Regions from separate parts of the Homo sapiens genome. Here region 2 is linked to region 1. Evidence: chromatin loops called from intact Hi-C (ENCODE). Cell type or tissue: sigmoid colon. All regions are shown on one strand. Each heading gives the region's core, and the rest is flanking DNA. Links, peaks and the distances in the headings are about the cores only.

Region 1 (9,075 bases), core at 520-8,519:
ATTCCATGTCTTTGCTCTTGTCAATAGTGCTGCAGTGAACATACACTTGCATGTGTCTTTATGATGGAACAATTTATATTCCTGTGGGTATATACCTAGTAATGGGATTGCTGGGTTAAATGGTATTTCTATCTTCAGGTATTTGTGGAATTGCCACACTGGTTGAACATCATCTTCCACAATGGTTGAACTAATTTACACTCCCGTCAACAGTGTATAAATGTTTCTTTTTCTCCACAAACTTGCCAGCATCTGTTACTCTTTTGACTTTTTAATAGTAGCCATTCTGAATTGTGTTAGATGATTTTTCATTGTGGTTTTCATTTGCATTTTTTTAATGATCAGTGATGTTGAGCTTTTTTTCATATGATCGTTGGCCACATGTATGTCTCTTTTGGGGGAGTGTCTGTTCATGTCCTTTGCCCACTTTTTAATGTGTTTTCTTCTTGTAAATTTGTTTAAGTTCCTTATAGATGCTGGTTATTAGACCTTTGTCAGATGCATAGTTTGCAAAAATTTTCTCCCATTCTGTAGGTTGTCTGTTTACTCTGTTGGTGTGCAGAAGCTCTTTAGTTTACTTAGATCCCACTTGTCAATTTTTGCTTTCGTTGCAATTACTTTTGGCATCTTCATCATGAAATCTTTGCCAGTGCCTATGTTCTGGATGGTATTGCCTAGGTTGTCTTCTAGGGTTTTTATAGTTTAGCGTTATACATTTAAGTCTTTATTCCATCTTGAGTTAATTTTGTATATGGTGTAAGGAAGGGGTCCAGTTTCAATCTTATGCATATGAGTAGCCAGTTATTCCCCACAAAGTTTATATGTAGAAGTCCTAACCCCTAGTCCCCATAATAGGACTATATTTGGAGATTGAGTCTTTACAGAAGTAATTAAGGTTAAACAAGGTCTTTAGGGTGGGCTGTAATCTGATATAACTGGCATCTTCATTTGAAGAGACAATTAGGACACAGACACACACAGAAGGAAGACCATGTGAAGACACCAGAAGAAGACGGCCATCTACAATCCAAGGAGAGAGGCCCTAGAAGAAACCAACTCTGCCTACACCATGATTGTGGACTTCTAGCCTTGAAAACTGTGAGAAAATAAATTTTTGTGATTTATTCTACCTAGTCTGTGGTACTTCGTTATGACACCACTAGCAAATCAATGCAATAAGGTTTAATATAAGTTTTGCCCTTATTTGAAGTGAAGCTTGTTTTCTTTAAAATTCACCTTTTGAAATTAGTGATATAACAAAGCACATGGTAAACATGCAAATTGATGTTCACATGAAGTGTGAGCGAAGGATTGAAGGTGTTTTCCGTGGAGGGTGACTGGAGTGGGTGTCAGGGGTGTGTGCTCACATATTTCAGAGGCATGGATGCATGGTTCTAGAAAGATAGACACGGGGAAAAGATGTGTATGTGACTACATGATTATTTATATACATTAAAATTATTCTAATCAACAATATAAGTTACATAAAAAACTGGGAAAACATTTGCAGCCTCTGGGATACAGGGTTGATTTTCTTTTTTTTTTTTTTTTTTTTTTTTTGAGAAAAAAAGCTGCAGGCTTTATTGAGCAGAGTGACAGTACAAAGCTTCCACAGCGTGGAAGGGGTCCCGAGCGGGTAGCAAGAGTTAGATTGTGCAGTTGCCTTTTAAACTCTTTTTTTTGTTTGTTTTTGTTTTTGTTTTTGTTTTTATTTATTATACTTTAAGTTTTAGGGTACATGTGCACATTGTGCAGGTTAGATACATATGTATACATGTGCCATGCTGGTGCACTGCACCCACTAACTCGTCATCTAGCATTAGGTATATCTCCCAATGCTATCCCTCCCCCCTCCCCCCACCCCACAACAGTCCCCAGAGTGTGATATTCCCCTTCCTGTGTCCATGTGATCTCATTGTTCAATTCCCACCTATGAGTGAGAATATGCGGTGTTTGGTTTTTTGTTCTTGCGATAGTTTACTGAGAATGATGATTTCCAATTTCATCCATGTCCCTACAAAGGACATGAACTCATCATTTTTTATGGCTGCATAGTATTCCATGGTGTATATGTGCCACATTTTCTTAGTCCAGTCTATCATTGTTGGACATTTGGGTTGGTTCCAAGTCTTTGCTATTGTGAATAATGCCGCAGTAAACATACGTGTGCATGTGTCTTTATAGCAGCATGATTTATAGTCATTTGGGTATATACCCAGTAATGGGATGGCTGGGTCAAATGGTATTTCCAGTTCTAGATCCTTGAGGAATCGCCACACTGACTTCCACAATGGTTGAACTAGTTTACAGTCCCACCAACAGTGTAAAAGTGTTCCTATTTCTCCAGGGTTGATTTTCTTAATGGCTAAAGAAATGTTTCCAGAAGATTCCTACAACAAGGTAATGGGGCAAGAGAAAAAAAACAAACCCATGGCAATGGGCATGGAGTACCTGGCTCTGTCACACGTACATATAAATACCGTAGCTAACAGATGCAAATATCTTCTTTACAATGTTTAAATTAAAGCATCCTTAGGCAAAGTGGCAAAGCGTTCAAATCTATGTAATATCTAAAGTTGATGAGACCCATACAAGTGGATTCTCTCATATACTACCCCTGACCTTTAAATTAGATCCCAGATGTAGAGGAGAATCTAGTGAAACATAGCAATGCTTTTCACATGGAGGACATCCTTTGAGTCACCAGGGAAGCCTGTAATCATGTATCCAAGAAGTTCCAATGAATGCATGCAAAAATTTAGTTTCTAAGAATGGTTATTGAATTAGAATGGCAAAGATTAGAAAGAATTAGGTGTCTGACACCAGGGAGTGGATTAGACACATTTTTTTTTACACCCAAATAAAATAATATAAAGACAGTGAAGACCAACAATATGAGAAAATTCTTATAGTATTGTATGAAGAAAACAGGTTTTAAAATGATAGCAGTAGTACAATTCCATTTGTGTAAACAAAAGTGTCTGTGGCAGGGTGTGGAGACTCATGCCTGTAATCCCAGAACTTTGGGAGGCTGAGGCCGAAGGATCACTTGAGGCCAGGAATTTCAGACCAGCCTGAAAAACATAGCAAGATTGTGTCTCTCTATAAAAAAAAATTTTTAAATTAAAAAATAAAAAGGAGAAAAATGTCTGCATTTTAATATAATCTTTGGAAGGATGCACATTGAAATAAGATCAATTATTTTGGAGTGGTGACATTATTGGTGATTTTTTTTTCTTTTGGATTGTCTGTTTCCCGTGCATTAAAATAATGAAAAAAACACAAAACTGTTTTTTAAAAACCTCAATTTTAATTTATTTAAATGTAAGAAAGATGTTCAAGAAACAGTAATGTATGATTGCTTAGGTTTCATAAAGATGATTTAGAATTTTGGAAGTGCAGTGCTTTTGCATTCATTTGCCAGCAGTTTATTCATTCTTTCATTGGTTCATTTTTTATTGGTTCCTTTTTTGTTCTTGTTTTGTTGATTTAAGTGAAAATTATCTCTTATTTTAAATATTCTGAAGATTTAGGACTTCCTCGGTCCTAAATATTCCACAGTCCTAGATCCTCTCTTGCTGTGCATACCTTTGATAAAGCCATTCATTTTATATTTACGCTTTTGGAAAACTGCAAACCTTACATATCCAATTATGGATCAGTTTTTTAAAGTAATTTAAACTGTATTTTTATATTCAAATATGTACCATCAACCAACCTTAACAAAATGTTCTAACACCAATGCTAAAAAAAACCCCTATAATTTAGTGTAAATAATCAAGCTTATGAGAAAACAAAATCTGCATCTTTAAAATGAATTACCTCTAACATAATATTGCTGTTTTTCAGTAATTAAGAAATATTAAGTCTGTCTGTGAATGCGTGTGTGTGTATGTCTGTGTATTTTTGGCAACTGGAGATACTTCTTTTCTATTTTCTAAAGCAACAAGGAAGGATTATTTAGACTGAAATATTTTGAAATTGGTGCTCTGGCTGGGTATGATGTTCTGGGTTGCAGACTTCTCTACCAGAAATCTGTGTGTTTGGGCATCCTCTGCCTTCCCTCCTCCCAGCCCCCATTGGAGCGGAGCCGAAAATGTTTTCTTTCTGGCTCACTGTGCTGCACACAGGCCCTCCCAGGAGGCGGGTGGCAGTAACAGAGCTGTCACAGGGCTGCCACAGATGGTTCTGTGCTAAATCTTCAGCCTCGGTTTATGACTCCTTGGGGGAGGGACAGGGTTGGCTGGAAAGTGTATTCATGTACACTCCAGAGATGCTCCAGTAGGTGAACGGGCAGAGGCCCGTTAATTACAGATGGAAAATGCTTCCCATTCCTCTCTGTTGCATCTGTGTTTTTCCGGTTGGCATTTGGAATGGACAGGACAGTGACATGCTAGATGTTTTAGGTGAAACAGGCTTATACAAACTAAGGCAACTTTTCATGATACCTTATGTAAAAGCTGGTATTATAATCCAAGAATTGCAAGGGCTCTTGGGTAAGTAATAACAACAGGCCCTTTGAAAGTGCTTGCTGTGTGCCAGACACTAGACAAGGCAATATTATTCAACATATTATTTTGTTTTAAATGAACCAAACTGTGCTGTTTTTTCTTTGCAGAATATGAAACTGAGGCTCAGATAATTTAAATAACTTGCTTAAAGGTCACACAGCTTGTAAATGAAGATGGAAAATGAACCATTTTACCCACACCCCCTTCCCCACCAACACCACTGTTAAGAGCTTTCCTAACTAGAAATGTATTCTGAGCACATCCCCAAACATTAAACAGAACTTGCTTAATAAGTAGAGCTAGCAACCTATTTAAAATTGGCAGACTATTTTAAAGAAAATACATGTGCAAGTCTGGTTTTCCTGAATAGACTTATCTTTACTGAAAAGGTAACTTTCTTACATCATAGCATTGCTTAATGTATATCTTAATTAAGCAGTCCCAACATCTCAAGATACTCAATTCCTTCCTCCCTGATTTGCCCTGAGTATGATTCTGTTTTCCTTTAGTTTGTGATACGAAGATTGTTAGTTTCTCTATTATTTTTTCATAGACTATTGGATATTCGAAACATTAGTCAGTCTCTGCTACCCAGAGAAATGTGGTTGTTAAAGTATTCCAGGGTGGACAGGGAAAGCCTTTTAAAGAGGTGACATCTTACTCACACTGCAGGATCAGAAAGAGTCTTTCAATTTGAATTTCATATCAGATATATTACCAAAAAAAGTAAGATAGTCTTAAAGCATGTGCATGAAGCTGTTCTGTGGTCTGCAGAGGACTTTAAACTGGATTGATCAATTTATAATGCACTAAAAACAATTTTACTATCCATCAAATTTGCAATTTACATATGTATATGGGATTTTGATACTCATATAGCTAGGATAGAGATGTATTTTAAAAGGCAATGGTGTGTATGATTTGTACCTAAGGAATAAAGTAAGTTGATAGTGAATTTGGCACTGGGGGTGGAGCCAACAGCTGGGAGAAGTGGTGAGCCTGGCTCCAGTCATGAGTCCAAGAACAGCTGATGAAACTTAGGAGAAGACTGTCTCATGACATTTTAAGTACCCTCTGCGTATGCCGTGTCCCCTAGACTAATTTTTTAGAATTACCAGTGTTAATGATAATAATAATAATAAATCAATGACAACAAAACTTACAAAATTCAAGGGCCATAGTTTACCTCTAAAACAGTAGAAAAGGTGAAATTTTGAGTTTGTTACTTGACTCCCATTGACCAGCGAAAAGAAAAATGTTTGGTTAAAAGCACTTACAGTTTGATTGCTGACAAGAGTAAAAGGAAAGTCAAATTATGGGGCCCACCAACGCAGCGAAATGGGCAGCAGAGAAGGACAAGAGATTTTCCCACCTCTTGGCTTCGTCTTAACCCTATAACTGTTATAGCTAAGGCAGGAGGGCTGGTGGGAACACACTTACCTGTGTCTGTCATAGGCATCCTTAGTTCTCAGAAAAGACATCACATTTTCAACAGAGCTCCCTCCAGCTATCTCAAATAAAAGCCAACAGACTGAAGGCTCCTTGCTGTGTATCTTGTGCAAACTTGCAAAATTTATATGAACATAATATTCATTGTTGAAAGATACATGAAAGGAGAATGCTTTTAATGTGAATGACTTGGTGTTTTGCTTCTTGGCATGTAATGTCTGAGAGCACTTTGAGAAATTCCAGCCAGAGGAGGCCTTCTGAAATGGCAGCTTTGCATTGATGTGGTGCCAGTGGTCAAATTGAAACAGAAGTCTTGAGTGTGTTTCCAGTGCTTTTTTATTGAGAAAGTTATATAAATACAGCACGGAGGTTCCCCCAGTGTAAACACTTAGCTCTTTATTCTCACTGTTTCCACACCCTGAAATATCTTTCACACCTTCCTATTTGCTGCCTAGGTATTTTTAAAAGAGAAATTATTCTTTTTAGCAAGTTTTTGTTTGTTGATGTATTTTGCATTTTGTTGTTATGGTGGTGGTTTAGGTTTTTTTGCAATAAATTTTCTGTTTGTTTATCTGATATCTGTGAAGAAATAAAATATTTTGGAATCGTGGGCATCTTATTTTAGGAGCTTACTTTTACCTAACTCCAAAGTAGGAACTGTCTTAAAGCTAGGAGGCTCCTCTGTATTTCTAGTTTTCATATTTGAACAGTCAATGTGTCAACCCACGGTGCCTGACATCCCCTACTCCCATTCCTGATGCTCCTCGATGCTCCCAACAGAGTAAGTTCCTTGCAAACCTGTGGTGGGAGGTCTTTCATGGTGGGCACACAGCCACTCTGAGTCCAAATACGGTCCATCCTGGTTGGCTAGTTTGAGTAATGGGAACCCAGACAGCGTGCTGGGTTAGGACTAGGGCAAACAGAGATGGACTCCACGTAAGCCACTCAGACATATCTCCTATTGAATTGAGAAAGTCATTGTCTTTAAATATAAAAATCTCATCTTGGAATGATAAGTCTTAGGAAAGTCATTTATTCTCTGTGTCTCAGTCTCTTCATTTTTCCAGTGGGGTAATATAGTTTCACTTCCGTCAAGCCAATCATTCTATACCTAACAATACATATCCTGGACAAAATATAAAACAAAACCACCTGAAGGCACTGGAAAGTGGCCCAAAAGAAACAGAGCTACGTTGGAGTCAATACTTAAAGGAGACAAACAGCACCTGGATGACCTTTCTCTTTTTATAGATTTTGGCCTTAGGGGAAACCCCACTCAGTGCCAGTTGGGATGGATAAAATTTTAAAAAGGAAATCTATGTTTTCCCTGGATTATACTACTGGAAGAAAGAGTTCAACATCACTACAGTAGCTAAATATGAGGGAAAACCCTAAAAAAAAGAGATCCACAGAGACAGAGAGAGAGAGAGAGAACAGCCAATACTGCATATAAACTCTACACCTGAGACTGGCTGTTGAAATAAGCATGATCCAGCCAGCATCCCAGGAGGACGGATGAGAGGATAAAATAACAGAATGGAGATTTCAGCTGCTGCCCGCTGTGGGAGAGACCAGATATGGAGTTTGACTCCTACTAAAATGAAACAAAACAATCAATATTCTCCAGAGGAATGTGACAGAATGTAAGGTCTCTATAACATGTCATTCATAATGCTTAGTCTACAATTCAAAATTAAAATAAATAATAGGAAACAAGGAAAAAATGACCATGTTAAAAAAGAGACAATCAGTGGAAACCAATAGGACCATTACACAGAATCTATAATGAGCATGCAAGAATTTTAAAGTGGCTATAACCACAGTATCAAAGACATGGAATCACCTAAGTGGCCACCAGCATTGGATTGGACAAAGAAAAGGTGGTATATTTACAGCATTGAATTCCACAGAGCCATAAACAAGAACAAAATCATGTGTTTTGCAGCAACGTGGATGCAGGTGGAGGCCATGATCCTAAGTGAATCGACATAGAAGCAGATAAGCAAATAACAAACATTCTCAGTAATAAGTGGGAGCTAAACATTGGGTATTCATTGAATAAAGACCCTAGGAGCTACTAGAAGGGGAAAGGAGGAGGACACCTGTTTAAAAACTAACTATGGGTACTATGCTCAGTACCTGGGTGATGATGGGATCAACTGTACCCAAACCTCAGCATCTTGGAATACACCCATGTAAAAAAACAAAAACCTTTACATGTATGCCCTGAATCTAAAATAAAGTTAACATTACTTTTTAAAAAAGAAATTATAATCACTCTAAAAATATAAAGTGGTTATAATTAAGTTTTTAAAAAGGAAGCAAAAGAAAGTACAGTGAACCATAAGACATAAATTTAACAGAGAAATAGAAACTATAAGAAGGAACCATATTAAAATTCTGGAACTGGAAATCTAAATTTGCAATGTTAATATATTAATGAGTGAGATTAACAACATATTGGAGATGACAGAAGAATAGTATTGAACATGAGCAGGACCATTAGAAATTATCTAATCTGAAGAACAGGGAGAAAAATGATTTTTTTAAGACAGCAAAGGCTCAGTAATCTATATGATAAAAAGCCTAACATATTTGTAATGGAGTCACAGAAAAGGAGTGAGAGAGGATGGAGAAGAACATATATTTGGGGAAATAATGGCTAAATTTGTCCAAAATGTGGGGGAAAATAAAAATACAGATTCAAGAAGTTTAGTAAATGCCTGGCTAACTAAATACAAAGAACACCTCTACCAGACATGTCATGGTCAAATTGGTGCAAACCAAGAGAAAATCTCAAAGATAGCCAGAGAAAACTGACAGATCGAAGGGAAACAATATGAATGACTGTTGACACTTCATCAGAATCAATGGAGCCACAACAGAGTGGGATAACAATGTTAAAATGCTAAAAGAAAACAAACATCTTAGACCACAGCTCTAACTCTAAGTGAAAATATCCTTCAAGAATTAAGACAAAATGAAGGCATTTTAAATGAACAGTAACTAAGAGCATTATTCACCAGCAGACGTGAACTGTATGAGAAAGTAAAGGAACTCCTTCAGACTGAGTTGAAATGATGGAAAGTTGGATTGCCAGGAAAGAAGAACAACC
Region 2 (9,075 bases), core at 309-8,308, 74 kb after region 1:
TGCTTTACTTTTAATTTCATACAGCTTTAAAGGAGAAAATTAGATTTTTATATTCATCAAAGAGGATTATGGGTTAATAAGCTTAAAAGACCCTCTTATAATGGTAATTCAACATTCAGTGTGAAGGAGAAAGGCATAGTTTATACAAGGACAAGACCTCTCCTTGAATTATGCAGTTTAGTACTCTGAGCCTTCACTATTTTCTTCCGTCTATGTGCAATGAAATTTCAGTTTTAGGACCAGGTAAATAGTGCTTATTACATTTAAGCTGTGAAAGCCAGAATTCCCTGAAGCACATCGTACAGCTCAGCATTGTTGGTATTTGTGTTTTCATAGCATGTTTCATCTGAGGGAACCAAGTTCTGCATAAATATAACGAATTTCACATTCCATAAAATGATCCCATATTGTTATATTATCACCAGCAAGGCATAGGGTGGAGAATTACCGGGTTTTCGAGAAAAGCTTGAGCAAATGGGCAATTTCGGCCACCATCTTGAAGGCCAGACTCAAGGACAGGTTTTATTTGGGAACACTTGGTCTTGGGATTGCCTGCGTTCGCTGCCCCATGTTCCAGCATCATCCTCTGATGTGTTCAATCTGAACCAGTTCCCCATAAAAAGTTATTGTAGGAAAGTTTTGTGCCCTGAAGAAAGGTGAGACCTTCATCCTATTCAGGATTCCCTCACTGAGCAGACTCTTTCCTTGTCCTTCTTCAGAGATGTGCAAATGTGCCTTTCAGCTTCTAACACACGCCTTTCAGCTCTGCCTGATATGTGACCAACCCTGGATTTTTGGTTCTGTTCATTTGGGGTTTTGTTCTGTTTGGTTGATTTTTAACACTCTGTGCCTCAGTTTTCTGACCTGTAACATGTAAGTAATGATAATATCTGCCCCAGAGAAATCTTCCCGAGACAAATTGTAGGCATGAGAGTCACAGAGCAGGCCACGTAAGCAATGATAATATCTGCCACACAAGATTCTTCCTGAGACAAATTGCAGGTATCAGAGACTTAGAGCAGGCTTAGCAGCCAGCACACAGTGCATGTGGGCCCTGTGTGCTTGCAGAGGTTCGACCCCCATCTCCACCTGCTTTCCATGACCTGTGAATGGATGGTTTTGCACCAAAATTCATGTACCATACACACCTCAGAAATAGCCCTAAATATTTGGGAAAAGGTAGCCCCAAAGGAAGCTTTTGGAAATGTTCAATGCTCGTTGACACATCTTAAAAATTAAGAAAATGGCAACTAGAGGAAGATCAAGAAGTACTGAGAATGAAGGTTATAAACCAGCTAGTGTGTTGCCAGGCATTTGGCCTTTTACTCTAGACTTCTCTTCCTTTTTCACCATCATTTGGCAAAATTTAGAAATTTAAACATCTACAAAGACTCATCAATCCTATCTGCTGTAGGTACAACTGTCCTTGACTTTCATGTTTTCTAATATTCTCTTTTCCCCTCTGTATTGAAATATTTCAGACTTAAAGTATAAAGCAAAAGAACAAATAAGCGGACCTTCTCCTTTTCTTCCTCCGTCCGATTAAAGGAGCCTGGGGAAAAGGCGCAATGCCAAGAGGGATTTAAATGCGCTCTGGACTTCAGTTTCCTCCTGCATAAAATGAGGATTCTAGACCTTATCATAATAGGTTTTCTTCCAGCCTTAATAGTCCATGAGATTTCACATTTTTCTGGTATTATTTTCAATCTGTTAGAAGCCTTCAAAGAAAATTATATGACTGGTTGCCTTTTTTTTCTTTTCAGTTTTACTGTATCTCCAATTTTGACTGTAATTTTCAGGTATTTTCTATGAATCCTTTCACTCCTTCCTATCTTTTCTATCTTGTGGGCAGAATGTTCAATTCTTTTGGCACATTACTCACATCCTAGCTAATTATTTTCAGTAACTAAATACTCATGTGTGCTCATTATAAAAAACTCTTCAGAGCAAAGCATAAGAATATAAGTTTCTTAAGTGAAACTTCTTTGCATTTACGGGGAAGAATACTATGACATGATGGGAAAATAAGATTTTGCCTAGAAATATGTTCTACCATTAATATTATCAGTTGCGGTCCAAGAACCTCACTATTCTTCATACTAGTGTTTCAAGTAATAAGCACTCACTGCAACAAATGCCATGGCAATAGAAAAAGCCAGGGTCTCCTAATGATTTAAGAAAAACTTTGCCAAGTAAAATCCCTGCGGGGTTAGAAACACTGACTTACTGTGAGAATTGAAATATATAAATATGTATACAATATACCAGTCTCAGGTCATAACATCCAGAAAATATTAACTATCGATAAAATGAATTAAAATCATTTTGTATCATTTAATATGATTTTGATAAGCAAAAAAGGCATTATTTTAAATTTGTGAAGTGAGTCATTTCTTTCATTGTAGGCAAAATAGATTTTCTGTCACATTCTGAAAAATAATAGAATTGGAAGAAGGTCTTTTGCCCATGGTTATGGCTTAGGCAAACAGTGATAGCTCAGAAGATAAGCTATAGAACTTAGTGGACATAAAACCTGTCTCATAAATTTGAGAGCTCTGTGATACATCAGTTCTTCGGCTAAGAAAATGCTATCATTTTTACATCTTCAGGGTTACATAGTGGGATCCACTTTTAGAGATATAGCCTCACTAAAAGAATTTCTTTGTTCTTTTTTCTAACAATATGAAAACTTTTAAAATATGAAAAGCATAAGTAATGCCATTTTCCTGCTCTGCTTCTCATTTGGGTAACAACTGAGTAAAATGCTTCCCTTTATCTCCTAGAACCACAAATATTGTGTTGATGTGAATTGGAACATTGATATTAAAAACAATTTTGGTTGCTTGCATTCTGATTTGCCATAAGATTAAGCCTGGACATTTGAGCTCTCTGGACATTGCATTTATTTATGGATGCATCATCAGTTTATAGCAAGCACAGCTGAGCTCTCAATGTTCTTCATTAAACATGGTAAACTTAACAAATTCTAAGAGTCTGGAGGATCTAAACAGCTCTTACTAAGCTACCTACTAGCATGTACATTTCTAGAGAGAGGAAGAGAAGAATGAAAGTACATATTTTTTCTTCTGTTTATTGTATTTATGTGGGAGAATAAAAGCTGCAGACCACAGCATGCAGTGCTTCAGAGGGAGAGGACTTGGCAGGATGCCTTGCTTGCCTGACCCCTCTGAAGGCCAGAGTGTACCAGGGCTTAGGTCTCCAGTCTGTTCTCTGCCATTTACCCTTAGGGATCTCACCCATTCTTACTGCTTTACAACCGTCTACACACTAATAACTCCATAGCTCCTATCTCTCCCCTGAAATCCAGACTCAAAGTCCAACTGCTTAGTATAGTCTTCATTTGAATTAATGAATATCTCAAACAAAACATGACCAAAATAGAGCTCTTGATGGCCTCCTAAACCAACTTTCCCCCTCTTTACCCCTCTAGGTAAATGATACTCCATTTACCCACTTTCCCAGGCCAGAACTCTAGGAGGAGCCATACTGGACTTTTTCCTCTCACTCCTCGTATCCAAGCCATCTGCAGATGGCCCCAGTTCTACCTTCAAAGTAAACCCAAAGACACTATTCCTTCCCCCTTACCATCCTCATCCAAGCCAGCATTCTTCTCCCTGGACCTCAGCACTCACTGAATTGTCCTTGTTCACACTCCTGCCTACCTAATGTATCCACTATACAGCAGCCACATTGAGCCTTTAAAATAGTTCATTAACTGGCATTACTCTCATCTTAACCCCAGGGAGTGAAACCCAAAGCCATCACTTTGGTCACAAGTCCACGTGCAGGCACAGACACACACACACACACACACACACACACACAAACGCACATTCTCCTCCTTGTCACACTTCCTTTATTTCACTGTCCCTGAGTGTGCAGGCTCAGAAATGAAAACTGTCTAGAATGATAGCCACCACTATGAGGCCATTGGTGTATGACAGCTGCCATTACCATAAATATTAATTTATATCCTTTGGTCTTTTGGACCTCATGAGAAGAATTAGATTCGATTAAGTAAAATTCAGGGATAGTAATGTCTTAAAAAATACTTTACAGTACGAACTATATAAGTGGAATGTAGATTTGAGTAGCAGAAGTGCACCTCCAGACACAGGATGGAGGAACCCCACAGAGGCCTTCCTCCTTCCTGAGCCCACTGCGTGGGAGCCTCTGTGACTTTCCTTTCTATGTTCTTGCCCCCCGGACAGTGGCTTGCGATTTCTGTATGTTCCAGTATTGCTGCTGCTGTTTTTCTAAATGAAATAATGAGGACAGAGTGTGAACTGTGATTTTCTCTTAAAAATTTCAATTCTTTTGAGCCTTATGGAGTAAGGGTCAATTTAAAAAGAAAATAGAGTTGAACAAAGACATGTTTTCCCCATATCCTAACAAAATGGAATTGAGCAAGGCGGGATGGCTTCTGGAACAGAAATCATTCTCTGTTTGTAGGGCGGTTGCCCAGGGAGTAATGTTTGCATAAATGGGTGCTGATTTACTGACAAGACGTTGCTCGGTGGTTAGGTTACCACTCCTTGGTGACTTGGCAGAGGGGAGGCCTGTGGAGAGGAATGCAGCCTGGGATTCATCCAGCAGCTCTGCAACTCTGCTTCTTCTAGATTATGTAGCTGCCTGCATGATCAGTGGCAGGTACGCATCCCAACCCAGGGGTCCTAATTTGAAACCCAGCATCAAAGCATTCTTCTTTAAAACTGTTTGTCCAGCAAGCGTATCCGAGGCACCAAAGATAGAGGAAACAATACAAAAAAGTGCAATTTGTTTGATGGCCAATTCTTCTAGTAAATTTTGATTTCATGTCTGTATTAGTCAGGGTTCTCTAGAAGGACAGAACTAATAGGATAGATGTATATATAAAGGGGAGTTTATTAAGGAGTATTGACTCACACGATCACAAGGTGAGGTCCCACAATAGGCCATCTGAAAACTGAGGATCCAGGAAGCCTCATCCCAAAGGGATGTCTGCATCCCAAAACCTCAAAAGTAGGGAGGCCAACTGTGCAGCCTTCAGTCTGTGGTTGAAAGTCCAAGAGAACTTGAAGTCCGATGTCCGAGGGCAGGAAGCACGAGAAAAAGATGAGGCTGGAAGACTAAGCCAGTCTAGTCTTTCCATGCTCTCCTGCCTGCTTTTATTCTGGCCGCGCTGGCAGCTGATTAGATGGTGCCCACCCAGATGGAGGGTGGGTCTGCCTTTCCCAGCCCACTGACTCAAATGTTAATATCCTTTGGCAACACCCTCACAGACACACCCGGGAGCAACACTTTGCATCCTTCAATCCAATCAAGTTGACACTCAGTGTTAACCATTACCATGTCCATTAATGAACATCTCTTCCAACCTTCACGTCTTTTTATTTATTTATTTATTTATTTGTTTGTTTAGATGGAGTCTCGCTCTGTCACAAGGCTGGAGTGCAGTGGCATGATTCCGGCTCACTGTAACCTGCGCCTCCTGGGTTCAAGCGATTCTCCTGCCTCAACCTCCCAAGTAGCTAGGACTACAGGTGCACACTACCATGACCAGTTAATTTTTGTAGTTTTAGTAAGGACGGGGGTTTCACCATGTTGACCAGGATGGCCTCTATTTCTTCACCTTGTGATCCACCCACCTCGGCCTCCCAAAGTGCTGGGATTACAGGCGTGAGCCCCCGCACCTGGCCTCACCTCTTTTAAAAATCACTTTAACCCTACTGAGAGTTCCAGCCCTGAGCAGGAGATATGTCAACATTTATCACAGACCTAAAAACTGATCAACAGAACTATGAACAGTACAAGTTTTAAATCATTCCCTGCTTATAGCCGTGGGCACTTCCTTTACCTTTCCCATTAAGTAGTGACATGTATAAAAATGAATCCTTTATATTACAGGAGAGAGAAAGAGAACAGAAAGAGAGAGATCAGTGGGAAAGATTGATACAAATTGGAGCTATTTTTCTTGCTGAACAAAAACTCAGTTTTCAAGTGTCAACCGTAAAATACTTTTCCCATTGATCTTTTTTAAAGCGTGGCCGTATAGTTAACATTATAACAACAATGCAGAGAACTATCCCTTTCATCTACTCTTTAGGGTATGACGCATTTTGGATATGCTATTTAAAAACTGACATTGTATTCTCTGTATAATTGTTATCAGTTGAATAACGATTACTTAATTTTGTATACAAGGTCTATAGAATTCCTTTTGTCAGGTTAACCTCATTTTACACCAGGAGCACAAAGCTCAAAGATGTTGAGTGTATGGCTCTCAGTGAAGTGAATGCAACTGATCTGACACTGATTCTACTTGATTAAACACATGCTAAGACAACCTGGTGATGCTGGGCATAGGTTCTTCATGAGTGCCTGGGGAATGATGCTCCCTTGCCTTCTACAAAGAGACCCTCTCTTGCTCTGTGGCGTGCCCTGACCAAGACACACTGACCTGTCACTATTACATACATTTTTCAGTGAGCTCTGTGAAGAGAGCAATAAAATATCATCCAGAAGGAGAAGAAACGTGTAGAAAAGGAAAAAAAGAAAAAAGAGGAAGAAGCAAGTTTTAGAATGGACAAAATGAGTAAATTCCATGATGCTGAGTTGTTTCCATGTTACTGTGTGCTGGAAATGATATTGTTTTGATTTCCATGAATCTGTTAGCCCTGTGGGTGTAGACAGGGAGGGCTGACATTTCAGTGCAGAATGCTGGTAGTTCTGTCAACAGGAGTTACATTTTATGCTAAGTACAATTTCTAAGACATATAGTTTCAAAATACTTCCTTTTCTGTCCCTTTCCTTTTGCCATGACAACTCTCATACCCTGAGCAGGCAGTGTGGACTCGAGCCGGCCAGCCTGGGCGTGGGTTTCACTCTTGTGAGATGTCAGGCAAGTTGCTCTTTGTTGAGACTTTGAAGATGTAAAAAGTCATGATGATAATCATCCCCATGCATGCTGCAGTGTTAGGGAGGACTAAATGAGTAAAAAACGTGAAGACGGCTAACACGGTGAAACCCCATCTCTACTAAAAATACAAAAAATAATTAGCCAGGCGTGGTGGCGGGCGCCTGTGGTCCCAGCTACTCAGGAGGCTGGGGGAGGAGAATGGCATGAACCCGGGAGGTGGAGCTTGTAGTGAGTGAGATCGTGCCACTGCACTCCAGCCTGGGTGACAGAGCGAGACTCTGTCTTAAAAAAAAAAAAACGTGAAGAATTTGTTCTTTTCCTGGCACACAGAGCTTAGAAAATATTAGGTAGTTTATTACAAATATTTTATCTTGATGTTGGCATCTAAAACAGTGAGGATACTGATCTAAATGAGAAATATTTGCTGACTGATTTAAACAAAAATTGCCTTAGATAACCTTCTGCAATTGACACTTTTTTTCCCATGTTTTATGAGTATAAAATATTATTATGTGGGTATTTCCCTATCACAAAATATCATGAGCTTTCAAAAATTATAAATTCTTACCACTCCTGGGGGAGGAGTCAGTTTGGGGGCAGATTAAGAGTTCAGTTCTAGACTTCATTGTGAGGAGTTTGGTAGAAATCCCAGAAGAGCTGTTGAGAAGACCAGTGGAGCCACACGTCTAGAGGTCATGGACCTGCGCTGGGCCAGAGATCTGCATTTGAGAGAAGCCAGCAGATCAGTAGCATTTACCACCCTGAGGCTGGGCGCAGTCACCACGGGACTCCTGACATTCAGAGAGCCAGGAGATAAAGAGAAGTCAGGAAAGGGCCTTGGGAAGAGATGGCGCATCCAGCGAGAGGAAAGCCAGGTGAGCATGGTGTCTAGACAGAGACAGCCCAGTAGACAGGGTTTCAGGAAGGAAGAAGGCAATGGCCTGTGTCCTAACAAGAGGAGCTCTGGTGGGGTGGCGGGGAGAAGCCTCACTGCAGCACAGGGAGGCCAAGAGGGAAAACGGGATCGAGAGAAGGTTATTTTACAGATGAGGGAATGAGCAGCATGCCTGTACGCTATGGAATGATCCAGCAGAGAAGGAAACATGGATGTTGTGGAGAGGTAGATAGGCTGTTGGAGCGACATCCTTGAGTAGGAAGGAAGGGATGGGTTCCTTCCATGAAGCTCTGACAGGAGCAGGAGCAGACATTTCCCCCTTACAGGAGGGATGTAGTGACATAGGCGGGGATGCTGGCAGGTGGTTGTTTCTCCTGTCTTTTATTAGAGTTATATGTGTTTCTGCCTTCTCATTTTACAAGTTTGTCATTTCCTCATGCTCTTTGACTTACTCCTTTTGTGTCTCCAAACACCCCACCTTCCTTGCCCTCCACCCATGCAAACACAGAGGGGTGGAAAACGGGAGCAGTTAATAAACATTGCTGCCACTGAAAATGCGAATGCCCAGAGGAGTGTACATGCCCAGGACTGCTGTCAATAGTAAGGGGAAGCAGCCTAGGACATCTTGAAATACTGAAAAGGAGGCCGAGATCTTGGGACCTGGAAATCCCTGTTTAGGGGAAAAAATGCAAATAAGCATTGCCTACTTGGAGAGTGGCACCTTCTGAAATGCATACCTAGAGGATGTGACTGGCTGAAACATTCGTGTTTCAAATTTTAGATGCCCTTTGAGATCCCTGTTAGGTTTTAGACACTGAGAGATCTAGAAATGTTGTTTCTGAGTTTGGGGTGGATGGCTCCCAAGGCTTTTGTCGTGGAAGTCGTCCTGAGCAGGCGTTTCCCATGACTGAGGGCTGGGACTAAGGAACCAACAGTAACTGTAAAGTGGTTGTGTAGGAAAGGGGCGCTACGTTCATGGCACTTTACCTGATTGTGTTATTTTGTTGCTTGTGTTGTTATTTCTGAGTGTCTGAATGTTTTTAGGACTGTATTAGTCAGGGGTCTTTAGAGAACAGAAGCCATAGGATATATACAGGAAGAGATCTATTGGGAAGTGTTCACTAACACAATTATGGAGATTGGGAAGTGCCAAGACCTGCCTTCTGCAAGCTGGAGGCCCAGGAAAGCCAGTGGTGTGACCCAGGCCAAATCTGAAGGCCTGAACGTCCAGGATGTAAAATCCCAGCTCACGAGAAAAAGA

Evidence for each region. Peaks named below come from ENCODE experiments on the same cell type or tissue, not always from the same donor. Only the 100,000 strongest peaks of a DNase experiment are listed, where the experiment ranks them.
Region 2: a loop joins it to region 1, with 3 times the contacts of the local background. A loop is called at or near these places in 1 of 110 quality-filtered maps.

The regions. Positions count from the first base shown.
Region 1 is chr5:7,572,059-7,581,133 of GRCh38, forward strand. The region is part of intron 3 of ADCY2 (adenylate cyclase 2); the gene reads left to right. Among named protein-coding and RNA genes, the nearest start is that of ADCY2, 180 kb to the left of the region's middle. In sigmoid colon, for the core only: no CTCF peak of the experiment used is centred there; a DNase peak (open chromatin) is centred at 4,153.
Region 2 is chr5:7,646,403-7,655,477 of GRCh38, forward strand. The region is part of intron 4 of ADCY2 (adenylate cyclase 2); the gene reads left to right. Among named protein-coding and RNA genes, the nearest start is that of CFAP90, 200 kb to the right of the region's middle. In sigmoid colon, for the core only: no CTCF peak of the experiment used is centred there; a DNase peak (open chromatin) is centred at 4,569.